2 separate regions of the Homo sapiens genome follow, and region 2 is linked to region 1. Evidence: chromatin loops called from intact Hi-C (ENCODE). Cell type or tissue: heart right ventricle. All regions are shown on one strand. Region 1 overlaps VWC2 (von Willebrand factor C domain containing 2). Region 2 has its middle 140 kb from the start of VWC2.

Region 1 (4,000 bases):
TAACAAAATTAAACCCAAGAGCACTTCCCAGTACAAAACAGACATCAGAATGACAGGGTAAGTTTCCCCTGTCTCTATGGCCACAGATATAGAACCTTGTGATGTGGGAGTGGCAAACAAACAGCAATGCAGGAAGGAAGAGCGAGTGAGTTAGTGTGAGTGCGTGTGCACACCCACACGTTTCTCATCTTACATATTCATCACTGGAGAGTTTTCACTAATGAGTCTTTGACACCTGCCCCTGTGGATATTTTGTTCTAAATGCTTCCTTGGTACAGTCATGATAAAAGACGGCTCCAGTCCATGGAAGTTATCCATGTTGTCCTGCTTTCCAAAAAGTATTTCAGGCAGCTTCAAAAATAAACATTGCTTTTTTTGGATGATATCACATTGCTTCTTTAGAGATAACTATCCCAAGGATCTAAGCAAGTCAATAGAGCCAACCAGACTTACTAAGATATGAATCCACCCCATTTCCAATACCTTTCCATCACTCCATTTGGTGCAAAGAGTCGCCCCCAAGACTGTTGCTCCAACCTGCATGTCGCCACTTCCTCTGTGGTAAATATGGAAAGAAATTTGATGGACTAAAACAATAACAACAACAAACATAGGTCTTTACCTGCACTTCTGTGATCTGGTCTCTTAACAGCTGTCCACTGTTGCTGCTCCCAGAACTACATGCAGGGCTCCAGCCCTGTGGGACATTTTTGACATCTGCAGAACAACATAAAGTTCTCCCTCACTTCCACGTCTTTGCATATGCCTTTTTCTGTGCTTGGAGTGTCATTTCCAAGCTTCCAAATTTGGCCATGGCCTGACAGTGATGAGCTCAAGGCTTATCACTGTAGAAAGCCTTGTGGGCTAAGACAGATGGCTCTCTCCTTTTCTCCTTATTACACTGTTATTATTATTGCCATACTTATTTCCTGCATGAAACTGTGAGTACCACAGAGACGTTTTCATCACAGTATCCACTGTGCCTAAAGAGCAAAGAGCAGATAATGCTTAACTCCCTGAGCTCCACATTGGTTGAATTAACTCATAATTTCCTGATATAGGAATGCATACATTTTCCCTCCTTTATACATATGTAAATTTCCCCAGCCTCATTTGACAGCCAGAGAAGTAGGTTCCTAATCACTCTGACACCTTGGCAGTTTAGCCTAAATGAGGTAAAATATTATGATACAAATATCTGATTGTTTTTCTTTGAAGGAATAATTAGCAGTTTGACAGATTGCATATGTGAATTATTCAGTGTGAGGCTGTAAATTTCCTACCTGCAGAATTTAACTCTAACTTGCAGTGAGCAGAAGGTCTGTGTCAAATTGGGATGTCTTTGAAAATGTTGGCTTGTTATTTGCAAAGTTTTTAAAAGAATAGCAAGCTGTAGAGAGGGACTTGTGACACGAATAGGTGTATTTTAAAAGGGTCACTGCCAGGATATAAGAATCCCCTGTGGGATGTAATATTAAGACACAAAAATGTGTGAACCTATTATAATATAATATAATATAATATATATAATATAATATAATTAGGTTGTAAATTCCACATCTGACTAGTATCATTTGCGACTATTGACAAGTTACTTATCCTCTTTAATCCTCTATTTCTGAATACTGAAATTGGCATAATAGTGTTATCTGTGCTGTAGAATTGTTGCTGAGAGGGTCAAATAGTGAATGTGTGTGTGTGGCTTGAGCACAGAGCCTTGCAGGGATCCCTGACCATTATTAGTTTAGTGCTATTACTTGTGACCCTCCCAAGGGCAAGGGTTTGAAAATGTGGGTTTTATTATTGGGTATGGTAAGGTCAACAGATCATGAGATGATCATCATTGTTCAAAGAGAGTTGGTTATACTCAGATATCCCAAGAGAAGAGGGTGTTCTATTGAGGAACACACAGGGGCACGCTGGCCTGGGTCAGGAGGCAGAAGAAGCTGAAGTAAAATATGAGCAAAAGCCCTCATGGTGGCTTCCACGGGAAGAAGGGGTGAGGCGGGCTTAGGATTGGCTACTTGGAGTGATTTCAGCAGACTGTGAGCACAGGAACTGCCCCTGTGTCTGGAACCTGGCCCTGATGATCAGAAGAGGTGGACAGTGGCTCTCAGTGTGAAAGCCCGCAGAGGAGGTCATGGGGATGTGAGCTCTGATTGGGTAATCAACAAGAAAAGTGCACTCACAGGTGAGTGGTTTACTATCTCCTGGAATGGGTTAGCACTGGGAGGGGCAGTCCCTCCAACGTCAGCAAGGCTCAATGTCAAAGCATTAGAATGCAGAAAATGAGATAGGGCTAGCACAGCATGTTGCTTCCACAGCAACATGGGTGGGAAGTCGGAAGCTTCTACAGGTCTCAGTCGCTAATTAGATCTGTCTCTGGGAGAAATGTAACAGGAGTCAGCTTTGTGAGTGGGATGCCCTGTCTAACCAGTGGGGGCTGGGGAGGCTGCAAGATAGGGGCCCAACTTTGAGTGACGTATGAGTTTTGCACTTATGCTGCAAGTGTCTTTGGGAGCAGTCTGTGGTGCAGCACTAGCTGTCCAGAGAGTGTCACCCTCCCACCTCCACTCAGAGCCTCCCACGGCAGGGTCTTTCCAGGATCTTCTCTCTCCTGTGGGGTAGCTCCAAATGTCCTGCTCCCCACTGACAAGAGGAAGCAGGCGACGCCCTGCAGTGTGTGAGAGCCGGGCATGGCCCCGGACCAGCTGTGCATCCCAGGACACATGGGATCCTCTGTTTCCAGCCCACCTGCCCAGGGTCGGCTGTGGGCCATAGGAACTGTTGCTCAGTGAGCCCAGAAATGGTGTGTCTCCTGTAGCTGTGGTCTGCTCTCTCGTTTCCTGGTTTATCACCCAGCTCCTCTCTAGCTGCTCTCAGGAGCCATCTTTTCCCTTTCTCCACTTGTAAAATCATGTCAAAAATATGTGCATCTATAAATCATTGACTGTCGTTTCTCACCTCCTCAGACCTTATATGTTCAAAGGCAAACACATTTTTGTGTTTTGTATGAATCATTTCTCTCACAGGTTAATAATATAAGTGGATATTTTGGTAACTGTTCTTTGGCCCTTAAATTATTTTTTATGCCACAATTCAAATACACTTTTATAGTATAGTCAATAAAATGATTACATTGTGTCTAATTCAGTAGACCAGAAAGGAATCTAGACAGAACACACCTCTAATAATATTTTCAGAATTTCCTAGTCTCTGTATCTCTTATATGATAGCACAAAAAGTTATCTAAACTGTGGAAAATGTGTGTTGATTATATCTGCTCAATACAGTAGCCAATTGTCTCTATTTCTCTTTAGGTCCTGCTTGCTTCATGTATGACAAATGTGTTGGTGCGCTTCCCTCGCATTTCTTGTCCTACTGTACTGTATTTCTTATTTCTCAGAGTTTGACTTACATATCCCAGCAGTTCATACCCTACAGTCCCAGGGAAACCCCACTGGATCCCGTGAAGCCTCGGCTGTGGGGGGAAACCAATACAGTCACCATCTCTTTATCACAAAATGCTTTTGTCTTTTATGAATGAATTTCCCCGAGGAGAGAGAGAGAAAGTGCTAGTTTTATTAAATCTGCTCAAAAGTAATTCCTTTGATGAACTGGCTGGGGGCAGCACTGGAAATTAGATGGCTAAGAAGGGAGTTTAGATTTGCTGTGTGTCCTGCCACTGCTCCTGAGGGCTCCAAAAGCAATCAGCTCTGCTGGGAGCAGACTGTCAGGAAGGGTCCTCGCGGGTCTCTGGATGGGGTTTGGATCTCCCTTCTGAAGTGCATCTTTCTGCAGCTAACTGGCATATGCACCCCTACTCCATGCCACATTTCAGCCCTTCTACACACACACACGCTGCCTCTTTTTGTTTCACAAATGTAAATGTTCTAACCAAGACTCAGTGTGAGAACATGCACCATTAGATAGAGTCTAACGCTGGGTGCTTGTTTCACCATTTGGTAGTGCCCTATTTATTTCAGGGAGATTGTGGATG
Region 2 (4,000 bases), 220 kb before region 1:
TCAAGTGACTCAGACTTGTTTAATTTTATTTTGGTAAGCCAGAGCCAGTGCTGGTCTTTGAAAATTACAAAAACACATACATACATCCAAGGATGAAAAAAGATTCAGTTCAGATTAAGCCCAACTTTATCGATTCTCATTAATGGGTCAGGTACTGTGCTAATTAGAAATGTGCCACACACTTTTATTTGGGAGAGTGCCTTGCATGATCCTTGGAGATATTCCTCTTCTTGTTAGGACAATCAATGTCCAAGTAATTCATTCCTCCATCCAAATGCCCATCCTCCCATCTATCCCTCAAATACTTAGGGTCTACCATGTGTCAGAAAACATCTCTTAGTAACCCCTAATGTTAAGTTGTTTCCCTGGCCTACTCAGGGTCCATATCCTTCCCAAAAATCCTTCTAGAAGTTGATTTCTGTATTAGTTTTCACAGACTGCCTTTAGAAAATACCACAGACTGGGTGTTTTAAACAGCGGAAATTTATTTCTGACAGTTCTAGACACTGGAGATCCAAGACCCGGGGGTGGGCAGTGTTGGCTTCTCCTGACACCTCTCTCCTCAGCTTGCAGATGCCGTCCACTCTCTGTGTCCTCACACGGCTTTTCCTCCATGCATGCACACCCGTGATGGCTCTTTCTCTCGGAACGACAACAGTCCTATTAGATTAAGGCCCCACCTTATGACCTCATGTAACCTAAATTACCACTCTAAAGGCCTTATCTCCACACACTGTCACTTTGGAGTTCAGACTTCAGCACATGAATTTTTGGAGGAAGATAATTGAGTTCCTAAAAATAAGATTTCTATTTTTGTTTTGTCCCCTACCACAAACTGATTAGGATTCATTTTTTTAAATGTTATAGAGCTCCTTGACGTCTATGTGCCTCACTGCTTTTCATATTGGAGAGTAACTTTACACCCTAGCACTTTTACTGTGAATTCAATAAGATTTCAGTTACGATAAGAGCTTGCAGCTTCCTTGAACAGGAGAGAAGGAAAGAAATTAGTTTTAGAGGAAAAAAGAGTGTAGTTGGTCCTGAGTGTAGGCTGGCAATGGGGGTGGGGGGGTTAATAGACCATACCACACAGCACAGACAGCACAGCTCTAGAAGACATGTGCAAGGGAAGAAAACTTGTCAAAAACAGCTAAGACAGAAACAGGGAAGCCAGGACTAGCTGCCCTAGGTGTGCAGCCTCACTTGGCAGGCTGGGCTGCTGTGGAGTCAGGGAAAGACAGCATGTGAAAGGGGGCTCCTGCAGCCTCTGCTTCTGGATCATGAGTCAGCAGCATGGACTCATAATCCAAACCCAATTACAGCAAACCCCCTGTGCTTTCTGCTTGATAATTTGTTAAAAGGCTATAGATTGAGCTCTCAGCCTTGTTAACTGACCAGGTAAAAAACTGTGGCCTGCAAATATGTCTTCATCACATGCTAACTTTGGACAGAATCCATTTGAAAGTCATGGTAGTTCAGGAAAGAAAAGACTCAAGTGTACTTGGGCAGCACCTCCAAAAAAGGGAACTGGGCATCTTGTTCTGACAATCTCTTTGGCAGTGACCCAAGGACAGTGTTCAGAGGGTTTGGGAAGAGCAAGACACCAGAAAAGATAACTAAAAGAAATACAACTCTCAAAAAAAGAAAAGAGTGAGATTGTACTTGAGCTCCCAGGACTGCTGGGGATAAACCCACAGGCTCACCTGGCTCTGAAGAAAAGCAGCCAAGGCAGAGAGCGGGTGAGTGCTCTCAGAGTCCCCAAGGCCGTAGGACGGGACCATAATGATCACTTGGCTTTGGACACCCAGTCAGGCACCCTGCACATATTAAGATGACCTCTCTACTCCAACAAATGCATATGATTATTCCTAATCCCGGAATCATCCTTGCAGCTGTTTTCTAATTCCGTAAGTTTGTAAAAAATAATTCGTTTGTGCATACGCGTGTTCTTGTTCCCACAGAAGAACCAAAAAAAGAAAGAAAAAACCCTCAAACTCTTTACCACACTGAATTGCAGGCCTGCCTGAGGTCACTGAGACAATAGAAATGGGAATTAATCCAGCAGCAGAGAAAGTTGCTGGCAGCAGGCGGGATGCAGATGGAAGAGATCAGACAAGCACTGGAACCCAGAGTCAGAAGAAAGGCTCAGATAGAGAGCACAGAAGTGAGGAAGACAACCAAGGAGGAGCGGGCCTGATGAAGTGCCTGGGCAGGAGACACTCCAGCAGAACTTAAGCCCCGCCCAGAGGGTGGAAAAAGGGATGCCACGAACAAGGTGCACTCATCTCTTCCAGGTTTCCCAACAGCAAGCATTCCTCTGAGCTTAATGAATCTTTTTTAAACTTACTAAGTGTATTGAGTGTCCACTCCAGCAATCTGAGGCCATCTCAGTGGGAGTTGTAATGCCCCCACTACTTGCAGGTCTGCCCTACCAGGGGCCTGAGCTGCAAATGGGCTCCACACCAGCCTTGCTTCCAATGACAATATGCTAAGGACACCTGCAGAGAGGCCAAGTCTCCTGTCTGTCCAGCAAGAGGAAGCGCTCAGCTTCCAGAGGGTTGAATCTTTTCATCTTTTCTTTGCACCCAGCGCCTTATCTTTGCATCAACAGCAGTTAGTATTTAACACTTTGGAAAACTATAGTGCATCCCCATCCATAAGACCGTCTATGATGCGGACAACTCCCACCCACCTCCCTCACCCACCTGCTCCCTGTATGCAGAAGTTACTTAATGCATGTCAGCCAACATGACGTGCACAATTGCTGTAGGAGTCTGTTGGTGGGGCAGGGCCGCTGCTTCTGTCTAAGTAAACTTCAACTGTCTTCCAGGATTTGGATGGGTACCCCAAGGACAAAGTGCTTGACTCAGCAGGGCAGAAGGAAAGAGCATAAGTTTCAAGTTAAACATTCTTGAGTTTGAATGCCAGCAAGTTAAATATGCTCTTACCCTAAATCCATTGCGGAGGAAATTAATAATAAGGGATGTAGGGATCTGCCTCCTGGTATGTAATAAAAAGTTGCAATTGTTAACGTTTACTGCTAGCCAGTTTTCCCAAAGCTTGTATTTTGATCCTCTCAGGCAAGACACACATTGAGGTAGATGATGCTTTACTTTTGAAAATCTCTGATCCTCTCACCACCAGAGTGGGCTGCCTATGACATAAAAAACCATATAGAAAGAGCTACATAAACACATATACACAGATCTCCTCACACTCCGATCTATATACACAGACTTCATACACACATCCATGTACACAGACCTCCTCACACTCACATCCATGTACACCTCCTCACACACACATCAATATACACAGACCTCCTTACACTCAGATCCATATACACAGACCTCCTCACACACACATCAATATACACAGACCTCCTTACACTCAGATCCATATACACAGACCTCCTCACACACACATCAATATACACAGACCTCCTTACACTCAGATCCATATACACAGACCTCCTCACACACACATCAACATACACAGACCTCCTTACACTCAGATCCATATACACAGACCTCCTCACACTCACATCCATATACACAGACCTCCTCACACTCACATCCATGTACACAGACCTCCTCACACAAGATTCATATACACAGACCTCCTCACACTCACATCCATATACACAGACCTCCTCACACACACATCAATATACACAGACCTCCTCACTCAGATCCATATACACAGACCTCCTCACACACACATCCATATACACAGACCTCCTCACACTCACATCCATGTACACAGACCTCCTCACACAAGATTCATATACACAGACCTCCTCACACTCACATCCATATACACAGACCTCCTCACACACACATCAATATACACAGACCTCCTTACACTCAGATCCATATACACAGACCTCTTCACACTCAGATCCCTATACACAGACCTCCTTACACACTTATCCATATGCAGCAACCTGCTCCCACGCAGGCAGAATGGGTCACACCTTTTCACACCTCCATTGGAGATG

The links. Hi-C counts contacts between places; a loop is a spot of excess contacts. Peaks named below come from ENCODE experiments on the same cell type or tissue, not always from the same donor. Only the 100,000 strongest peaks of a DNase experiment are listed, where the experiment ranks them.
Region 2: it touches region 1 in a loop (7-fold over the local background); 1 of 110 quality-filtered maps calls a loop at or near these places.

The regions. Positions count from the first base shown.
Region 1 is chr7:49,845,712-49,849,711 of GRCh38, forward strand. The region is part of intron 3 of VWC2 (von Willebrand factor C domain containing 2); the gene reads left to right. It also overlaps a transcript of ZPBP not described here. Among named protein-coding and RNA genes, the nearest start is that of VWC2, 74 kb to the left of the region's middle. In heart right ventricle, no CTCF peak of the experiment used is centred here; no DNase peak of the experiment used is centred here.
Region 2 is chr7:49,630,098-49,634,097 of GRCh38, forward strand. No RefSeq gene overlaps it. Among named protein-coding and RNA genes, the nearest start is that of VWC2, 140 kb to the right of the region's middle. In heart right ventricle, no CTCF peak of the experiment used is centred here; no DNase peak of the experiment used is centred here; H3K27ac peaks cover 2,406 bases.